Linked DNA regions of Mus musculus: region 1 is linked to region 2. Evidence: chromatin contacts called from ENCODE Hi-C or POLR2A ChIA-PET data. All regions are on one chromosome and are shown on one strand. The core of a region is the stretch at or near the end of the contact, and the rest is flanking DNA. Distances in the headings are between cores, read along the strand shown.

Region 1 (4,451 bases), core at 704-3,203, 1.3 Mb after region 2:
ACACAGAAAGCCCTCTAGACCTAGAAACACTCCTTCAGTACTTACCACAAACTAAGTCACCACAGTCAAATGCTTGTACCACGCACATACACACACTTCCTCCAAGTATCCTGGAACTGAAATCCTAAGGACCATCCACGAGCCGCCGTAATGGCTCATAAGAACAGCATACAAATTCTATGTAGAACTTAATATTACCTTAAGAAGGGAGCTAAAGGCTTAAAACTTACAGGACTAAAAGCTGTTGTCTCGGGACCAAACATCTGGAGAGTGGGGATATGGAAACTGGACATGCTGGACATGATAGCATGTCGTTTCTCACAAAGCACTCCATGTAAATCAAAACCTTGACTTACAGCACTGGAAATGTACTAAAATTCTCAGTCTGTAAGTGGCACTCAACCTCAACATAATTTCCTCTCCCTATGAACTAACTACCCTGACTCACCTACCAGGAGCAGATTTTTCTTTCTTCTGCATCAGAGCACTAAGGAAATTTGTTCACATCTCTCCCTTATAATAAATACGGGTACATCAGCTTTTAAGATTTCATATGCACTGATAACCATTGTCTGAAAAAAATCTAAATCTAAGTTGTATTCCTCCATCTTTCCCGTCAGCAATCCTTAAATGAACAACACCTTGCGGCATTTTGATATTACCCAGACATTCAATAGCCTAAGACTGACTGGTAGCTTTATTTCACCAAATCAATGCTGTCCACTGATTACCACGTCCACTTCTCTAGCATGAAAAGTAAATATATCATTTCATTTTCATCTTCCTTAAAAAAAAAAAGTAGGTCTCTAAAACTAGTCTCAGATTCCGGGAACGGAACTTACAAAGAGATTAGCTCCTAAATCTGGAATAAAAGAGGCACACTGGAGAAACCCGGGGCTACTTGTTTTAACAGCCAGGGAACAGTAGGTGCAATATGTATTCAAAAGGTAAATCTTGCGTCCCCGAGAACAAGGTTTTCTTCTAAAATAACCAGGGGCTGCGTGAAGGACGTCCAAAAACTGGAAGGCGGCGTGAGGGTACCATCTGGGATCAACCCAAAGATCCAAAGGTTACCAGGGCACAAATCGTGCTGGAAGGGGGATGCAGGCGCAGAGTGGGTTTTTAAGATGGTGCCTTCTCCCGGAGGCCAGGAGGCGTGGACCCGAAGGCTACAGTGCGCTGGGCTAGTGTCCACAGGGTTTCCGGACTTGCAGCTCAAGTTTCATCGGAGAGAAAGGAGGAGGCGGCAACATGCACTCAGGCATCCTAACCTCAGCCTAGAAGTCCGCGCTCTCCGCTTCGGCGCATCAGCTCGGAAGTAACGGTTCCCGGGGCACGCGGGGCTCCGCGCACCGAGCTCCACCGCCAGCCCTGGGGGCCCAGCGCGACGACCCGCGCGGCCTCGGGGGGCGGGAAGCCAGCGGTCGGCGCCCTGTTCGCTCTCCCTGCCCTTCCCGGGCCTCGCCCGGGGCGCGGCGAAAAGTTTCCAGGCAAAGTCCGCGGCGGCCGCTCGCGCAGCCAACCGCCCGGCACAACCGCCTCGGCTAGCCTCGCCGCCCGCGCCCGCCCTGCTCAACCCCTCGCTCGCCCGCTTCACCTACCACAGAGCCGGGAGAAGAGAAGCAGGGGAATAAGCAGCAGCAGCAGCGGCGGCGGCGTCGGGGCCGGCAGCAGCAGTCCGGCCGCGGGAGGAAACGCCGAGGAAAGTTGTGCTTTGCCGCCTCCAGGACACAACGGGGCCGGGCCCGGGGTCCGCGCCATGCCCGCCTTGCCCCGGCCCACCCGCTCGCCCGCGCCCCGGCGCCTCAGGCTCTGGGTGGCGGCGGCGGCGGCGGCCGCGGCGCGGAAGGGCCAGCGCGCGTGTCCTCAACCCCCGGCTCCTGCGCCGTCGCCGCCCGCCGCCACTCGGCCGAGCGCTCGCGGCTGCCTCGACTCCGCCGTCGCCGATGCCACTGCCGAGGCTGAAGCGGGAGCCGCCCGCCGCCGCCACTCCCCTCCCCGCGGTCCCCGCCCGCCGCGAACTCCTGGGAACTCGGAACGCACCACCCCGCCCTGCGGGAGGGGGAGCCGCCGACCCTCACTACCGGGACGAGCCCGCCCTCCCTGCCGCCGGGCTGCCTGGACGCCGGCCGAGCCGCCCGCCGAGTCTCCTCCCACCCTCTCTCCCCACACGCTCCTCCCACTTCCAAAAGAAAAAAAAAAAAAACTTCATCCACTTGGAAAACCGGGCTTCTCCCGAGGCTAAGCAATCTGGACCAGGCAAGGCGGCCCCGCCCCTTGGCCCCGCCTCGTCTCCCCCCCTCGCCAGCGCTGGAGATGGTCTCGCCCACTCCGCCCCTCGCGGGGCTGGGGCCGCCGGGGCACACAGAGGCGCTCCGAGGCGGAGGGCTGCGGGACTCCTAGTCCTGCCTTTTTCTCCTCCAGAGTGGCGAGGTTCCCCTAGCGGGACCAGGGATAACCAGGGGGGTGAGGGGAAGGCAAGATGAGGGTACCGGCTCTCCGCGGGTCGGAGCGGGGGGTTGCCTAATTTGGGAAGCTGGATACCGCGGGGCTGGACCAGCCTTCTCCCTCCTCACCCAGGCGTAGGGACTGAAAGGAGATTCTCCACTCCTCCCTCCTCCCCAGGAGCATCCCGGTTCTCCTCTGTCCGGGACCGGTGTTGGCCCAGGCGTTTAGCCTGCTTTTTACACCGGGAGGGAGGCTTGTTGGAAGGGTCAGCGGAGCTGCCGGAGGACAGGAGGGGGCCCTCCGAAAGGTTTGCTCTCTAGCTCTTGCTTCTCTTGGGCTGCCCGTTTGTCCACTTTCTGCGCCGGGCGACCGGCAACAGGAGGCCATGGATCTCCCATGCGAGGTCTTCGAGTGTGGTCTTGTTTTCTCTTTGATCGTTCGCATGTTCGCACTTGTAATTTTATTTTCTCGCGTGTCTCTCTTTGAGTTATTCTCAGAAAAGTGACCTCGGGAAGTATTAAACATTTACCCTTAAGAGGAGCATCTGTGATTCACCATAACCCTCCCTCAAACCCCCAAAGCTTGTCTGCCCTTCCCTCCTCCTCTATCCGCCACGCACAGCCGGAGTGACTTGACCTTGAAGCCCCAGTTACCGTAGGGGGAAGGAGATGGATGAACAGTTTGGGCTATCTGCGGAGGCGGTGGAAGCGGAGGACACCGTCCGGAGGCCGGACACCATTAATTTTATGTTGTCCTACCATCCCCACCAGATAGCTAAAGATGTGCTCCAATAAGAATAACAGCCACCCAGAGAGCAGCCTGTGGCCACTAAAGTAAAGCTTGCCTGGTGCCCACGACAACGTCGTGCTCCAGACTGAGTCACTGGGATCTCCTCGGCTTAACACACTGATTTATGATGTCTTACTCACCTCCGTAGCATCCTATCCAGTCTCTCTTCTTTTTTTATCTTGCTCCCAGCACTGGGGCTACTTGTATTCATTACTTCCACCCCTTCCGTCTTTCTCCCTCCATCTGCCCGCCCCAGTCTTCCTGCAATCACTGCCTTCTATCACCTATCCACCTATCCTCCCGATGCACTTATGAATAAACCTTGCCCTGCATTGCTGGGGAGATCCCCCGGATGATGCTCATAATTGACAAACTGTAGCTATTGTGACATCCCCTCAGCTGTGCTGACACCACTCTTTCCCTTGAGAACACTTCTTCCCCTCTTTTCACATTCCCTAAATCTAATTTCACTGCTAAATTTAGACAGAGCCCACTGCTGCAACCACCAGCTAATTATCTGTTTAGATAGCACTTTAACACGTTGCTGAGTTTCAGTTAAATGTTAACCAAAATTTTAATATCGTTAGCCAATTTCATTTCCCCAGTCTTCCCCTGATGGCTCCAGATTCCAGGAAAAATAATTTAGCTAACATTTTTTAAAGGTGCCAAAGGCTTAATTCGGGGGCTACTGTGCAGTCTGCTTCGAAGAATAAGGAATTAACAGGCTGAGGCTATCTCCAAAGGGTGATCTGGAGCTTTTAAACAATCCTCTCTCTATGAAAACAGTTGATAGTAGAATGCAATTCTATTCCCTCACATAAATGAAGCAAAAACGTGGAGAACTTACTTATAGACATGATATGATGAATAAAAGAGCAATGTGCTGGTTTTTTATGTGAATACACGCATTATGTGCTAATAATAATAATTTGTGTTGATATGGCATCTTCAGCCAGAGATGTCAAAGCACATGTTCGTATCACAGGGAAGGTGGCAATTACTATTATCCCTGCTTGACAGTTGGAGGAACCTAGGCACAGAGGTTAAGTGCTCTGCCAACCCTGTCTGCCATATGCACATGTACAGTTGTTTTTTTTTTTTTTTTTCCTGGCTTTTTTTTTTTCCTGCCAGAATTTCCTTCTTGCCTTCCTGTGGACAACACTGAGCCCTCGGGATTTCTTTTTAAGTAAAAACTTTACTTAGGCAATATGATT
Region 2 (4,570 bases), core at 1,621-4,120:
ATTTGCCCAGACCCTAGGCAGAACATCACCGATGGGTATATGAAGCCCTTGGCAATGTGTTCCTTCTCTCTCCAGCCAAATGCCCCTTTGTGATCCAACAACACTTTTAAAATGTTTTGCTCAATAATTCTCTCTCTCTCTCTTTGTTGGATTTTTTCAAGACAGGGTTTCTCTGTGTGTAGCCTTGGCTGTCCTGAAACTCGATCTGTAGCCCAGGGTGGCCTTGAATTCAGAGATCTGCCTGCCTCTGCCTCCCAAGTGCTGGGATTAAAGGTGTGAGCCACTATCACCTAATAACTCTTAACTACACGTTTTTCCCCAACTGTTTGTTCTTTTCCCTCTGTTCCTTTTTATAAGTTGCTGTCTTTGATTCCAATGCCCCACATCCCTGTTCTTCTGGCAAATCAACTGGCATCTAGATAGAAGTGGCCCTGCTTCCTATGTACTCTTTTTTCCTATGTACCAAACAAAAAGAGTACATAGGAAGCAGGGCCCACCATCCTCTCCCAGAGAGTACTTTTTCAGACTGTCTCTGCAGCTTGGACATAGTCTTTTTTATTCCATTTCTTTTAATAGACTTCTATAACATATTTACATGTTTATCTCTTCTAATAAACCAAGCTCTTAAGGATATCGTCTGTATGCACTATGAACTCTATGACTGTGACTAGGCCTCTGGTCTAGTGAGGAATTATCTCAATTAGATTAGCCTCTGAGCATGCCTGTAAGGGACTATGTAAATTAGCTTGAGGTAGGAAGAACCACCTTACCTTTGGGGAACAGCATTTCCTGGGCTAATATCTTAGACTAAATAAGAAAGTGAAAATGAGCTGGGTGTGACTTTTTAAAAAAAATTGAAAATATTTTTCCTGTAATATGTCAATGGATGGTAGAATTCTAGTTAGGTGGCAGAAGACTACAGTGGATGAAGTGTATTTAGCAGATCTGGGGAGTACATTTCAACTTTCTGGGATTATAGCTATCGTCAGTTTTGAGTTGCCATGTGGATGCTGGGAACTGAACCTACAGACTCGAGAAAACCAGCCAGTGTTCTTTGCTTCTGGGGTATCTCTTCTGCCCCAAGCATACTCTCTCTTCTTGCTTGATGCCTGTGGGTGCCATGTGAATAACTGCTACGAGAGCTTCCGCTACCATGACCTCTTTGCTTGGTGAACCCTACGCTCAGATAGTGAGCACAAAGAAACCCTTTCCTTAACCTGCTTTGGGCAAGTATTTTGTCAGAGCAATGAGGAAAGAAACTAATATGCTATTAAAACAGAGCCTAGGGCATGATATTAACTGAAGTCGAGACTTACATTCACAAGTAGGAGCCCAACTAGATAACTAAACAAATATATTGTATTTCCAAATAAGCTATAGTTGTATGTTTTACTAGAAATCCAGAAACACTTGTTGGGCATCTGGGTATAATCAGATGTTAGATACACTGTGCTTTACCTTGCACTTAAATGATCCAAATTTCATCCAGGGTTAAAAAAATGTTGCCAAGGAACACACAAGGTTAAAGTTTAAATTTTCAATACACTTTATCATGGACACAAAGCATAGTACTTTAAAAGGCATCACGTATAATTTATTCATAAGAACACCAGGCAAATGATTAAAAGCACCCCATACACATTTCCATTTTAACTCACCTTCATTGGCAGAGTATTTTACCAGTAAGATTCGACTTGAACTTAGAGTAATGAATATAATGCCTAGCAGGAATGTGTACAGCGTTGGTGGGCCTAACCCAGGGCGCCTGGAGCATTTTCTTTCCATTCCACGGGTTTTTAATTGCCTTAAGAAGATCACTTTCATGAGCAGCCCCGTCGGCAGACCTAAGGATTAAACACAATGCAAAGACTGAAGACTGTGAAGAATAGAAAAGGAAACCTGTAGAAGTCTGGCCACAACTACAGCAGACGGAAGACAGCCGAGGACAACAGAGAGGACTTAAAGGAAACAAACCATACTGCCAACATCTGATAGGAGAGGCAAGTCTCAAGACAGAGAGGGGATGGCCAGATTGGAAATAAGTTAGGAAATGTGTAACTGACAGTTTGGGACTGCAGAAAAGCAGTTTATTCGTATTAACTTTGGTCCACAAGGAATGAATTTTGGAATGGCCTTTCCTTTCAGAGCAGAAAAAGAGCTCACTGGGAACGATTCTTTTACAGAAGCGACCTCAGTGCAAATAGTTGAATCACAGCTAATGACTCTTAAGTGAACCAGGATGGGACCAGAAGGCTCATCTTGGGTCAGTGAGCCTAACTGGTCGGTCTTTCACGACAGATGGTCACGAAACTCCAGGCAGGGTAAATACTTGCCCAACGCGCACAGGTAGGATGGGAACATAGAGCCGTCAAGGGCCGCAGACACAGGCCCAAATCAGAGAGCAGGTGGGCACAAGCCAATGGACAGAAGGCCAATGGGTCAGCACTCCTCCCACCTCCACCAGGTTTCCCTCACTGTCAGGGAAACCCTCCCACACATGCGCAATAGGAATCGCGGGCGGCTCCCAAGCCCCTTAACACGCTCGAGCCACAACACTCAGCCCGCGAGGGCGCGGTTACCTCAGTCGCTCAGGGAAGGTTCTAGTGCAAGAACGGACATCATAGAGCCGACATAGTGACTGCCTAAGTTCGTAGTAGCAGCAGTAGGTTTTGAAGGCCCATTGGTGGGGAAACTATGAGCCGGGAGCAAAGGCGACAAAAAACAAAAAACAAAAACAAAAACAAACAAAAAACAATAAAAATCAACCCTTCTCACGCTGCCTTCCAGGGCTGGAATACAAAGCTAAGAGCCGCCCGCTAGGGAAGAGCAGCCTGAGCGGCCATTGCGCAGGCGCGCTCATTCCAGCGCTTCCGGGGGGCGGGCCGGAGGGAGCAGAGGCCGGCCGGTCCCGCCCCCGCGGGCCTCCTTTTGTCACGTGTCCTGGGAGAGTCGAGTCACGTGAGGCCTTAGGTGGCGGCGGGGCTGTTGGGAGAGTGTGAGAAGAGGAAGGGGAAGCCGGAAGGGGTGTTCAGTGGAGCTCCGGGGAAGAGAGACAGCTTGGAGAAGGCCGGGGGCTGCGCGCGCACCCGCCTCTCGCTCAGCCGGCTTGGGCCCTCTGCGGTGGCGGCCAGGTGACAGCTGGGCCGGGCCTCCGCGTGTCGCCGCCCCTCCCCCCCGGCCGGGCCGGTGCCGCTGCGAGGTTCGATGCCAGTCGGGCACGTCCGGGGCAGTTTTTGACTCCCCTGTGGCCCGGATTGCGACAGTCCCTCCGTGCCCTATCGCTGCTCCAGCCCCAGGATGCAGAATGTGATCAACACGGTGAAGGGAAAGGCTCTGGAAGTGGCCGAGTACCTGACCCCGGTCCTCAAGGTAAGCGGGGAGGGTCTGGCTTGCTCTGCCCTGGTTGCCCAAGTCCCGGTCCCCAGCGTGGACGGGGTGTAGAAGGTGGAGGGGCGAGTCGCGCGGCCGGGTGCTGCCTCTTGCCTTGGGCTCCTGGGCCAGTCCCAAGGCTTGCTGGCTTCCCCGCTTCCACTAGAGTGAAACTGGGTGCCTGCTGTCTCCACTGATCAGTGCCGCCTTGGAGTGCACGGCTAGGTGGTGCGGAGCAGAGGTACGAACGTTCTGACATCCATAGTCTTTTAAATAGGTAGACTGGGTTAACCTTTGAAAAGATGACAGCTTGGTGGCTAAACAGCATGCCACGTTTCCTTCCAAGTTTCATAGGAAGTTTTGCTTTTCGGGTGATCTAATTCCCAACTTGCTTAGGTTTCAGAGGAACATAGTAAACTGTGACATGTTAGTAACTCTGAGCCGAACTAGAGCGAAACTTGACGTTTCTCAAGCCTTTAAGGTAGCCGTAAGTGATTATTAATCTTGGACTTGAGTGATCCTACAGCAACAGTTCAGCACAGCCGATTGTATATTGTATAGATTGGAAACACTATTGACATTTTTAGGTGAAAGTTGTGATAGGTTAGCTGTTAGCACAGATTGGATTACTTGCTTTCAAAAGTAAAATTTCAGGGCTTCATTCAGAGCTTTCTTACACCTTCTAGGCTACATACGGTAACTTGATTTTGCTTTGTAAAAAGCAAGCAGTAAAAGAGAAACAGATAATTTTGCGTAGTTTTTGTTCTGTACTTAGCTTTCAGTTAGAATTTTACCAATCTTAGTGCAGGGGTGAAATCTGCTGATGGGCAGAGTAGGCTGTTCGATCTTTCCTTGGCAAGGGGGGAATGCTTTCCAATAATTATTACCAAAATACTTTTGGGCCAGGCGTTGGGGTTGCACACCTTTAATCCCAGCACTTGAGAGGTAGAGGCAGGCGGATTTCTGAGTTCAAGGCCAGCCTGGTCTACAGAGTGAGTTCCAGGACAGCCAGTGCTACACAGAGAAACCCTGTCTCGAAAAATACCAAAAAATAAAGTAAAATAAAATAAAATACTTTTGAAAAAAATACATTTTTGGATCAAGTTTGAAGAATCTGGAACAATTGCGAATGTTTCTTTTATATGTATACAGTGACAGTCATTTTAGTTAAGATTTACTCTTTTACTTAAGAATTGGAAAA

The links. Hi-C counts contacts between places; a loop is a spot of excess contacts on that map. ChIA-PET counts read pairs that join two places held with the same protein, here RNA polymerase II (POLR2A).
Region 1: a loop to region 2 is called in a map of T-helper 17 cell, with 8 times the contacts of the local background. The contact joins the promoter of Nectin3 here to the promoter of Slc35a5 in region 2. A Hi-C loop is called at or near these places in 1 of 37 maps with a recorded cell type or tissue (T-helper 17 cell). POLR2A ChIA-PET finds 5 or more read pairs at or near these places in 1 of 5 experiments (embryonic stem cell).

Annotation. Positions count from the first base shown.
Region 1 is chr16:46,495,014-46,499,464 of GRCm38, forward strand. Nectin3 (nectin cell adhesion molecule 3) reads right to left here and starts at 1,954. Exons shown (of 6, transcript NM_021495.4): 1 at 1,602-1,954. The coding sequence starts at 1,761.
Region 2 is chr16:45,155,803-45,160,372 of GRCm38, forward strand. Slc35a5 (solute carrier family 35, member A5) reads right to left here and starts at 2,871. Exons shown (of 7, transcript NM_028756.4): 1 at 2,580-2,871; 2 at 1,659-1,844. The coding sequence starts at 1,824. It overlaps Atg3 (autophagy related 3), which reads left to right and starts at 3,027. Exons shown (of 12, transcript NM_026402.3): 1 at 3,027-3,369. The coding sequence starts at 3,298.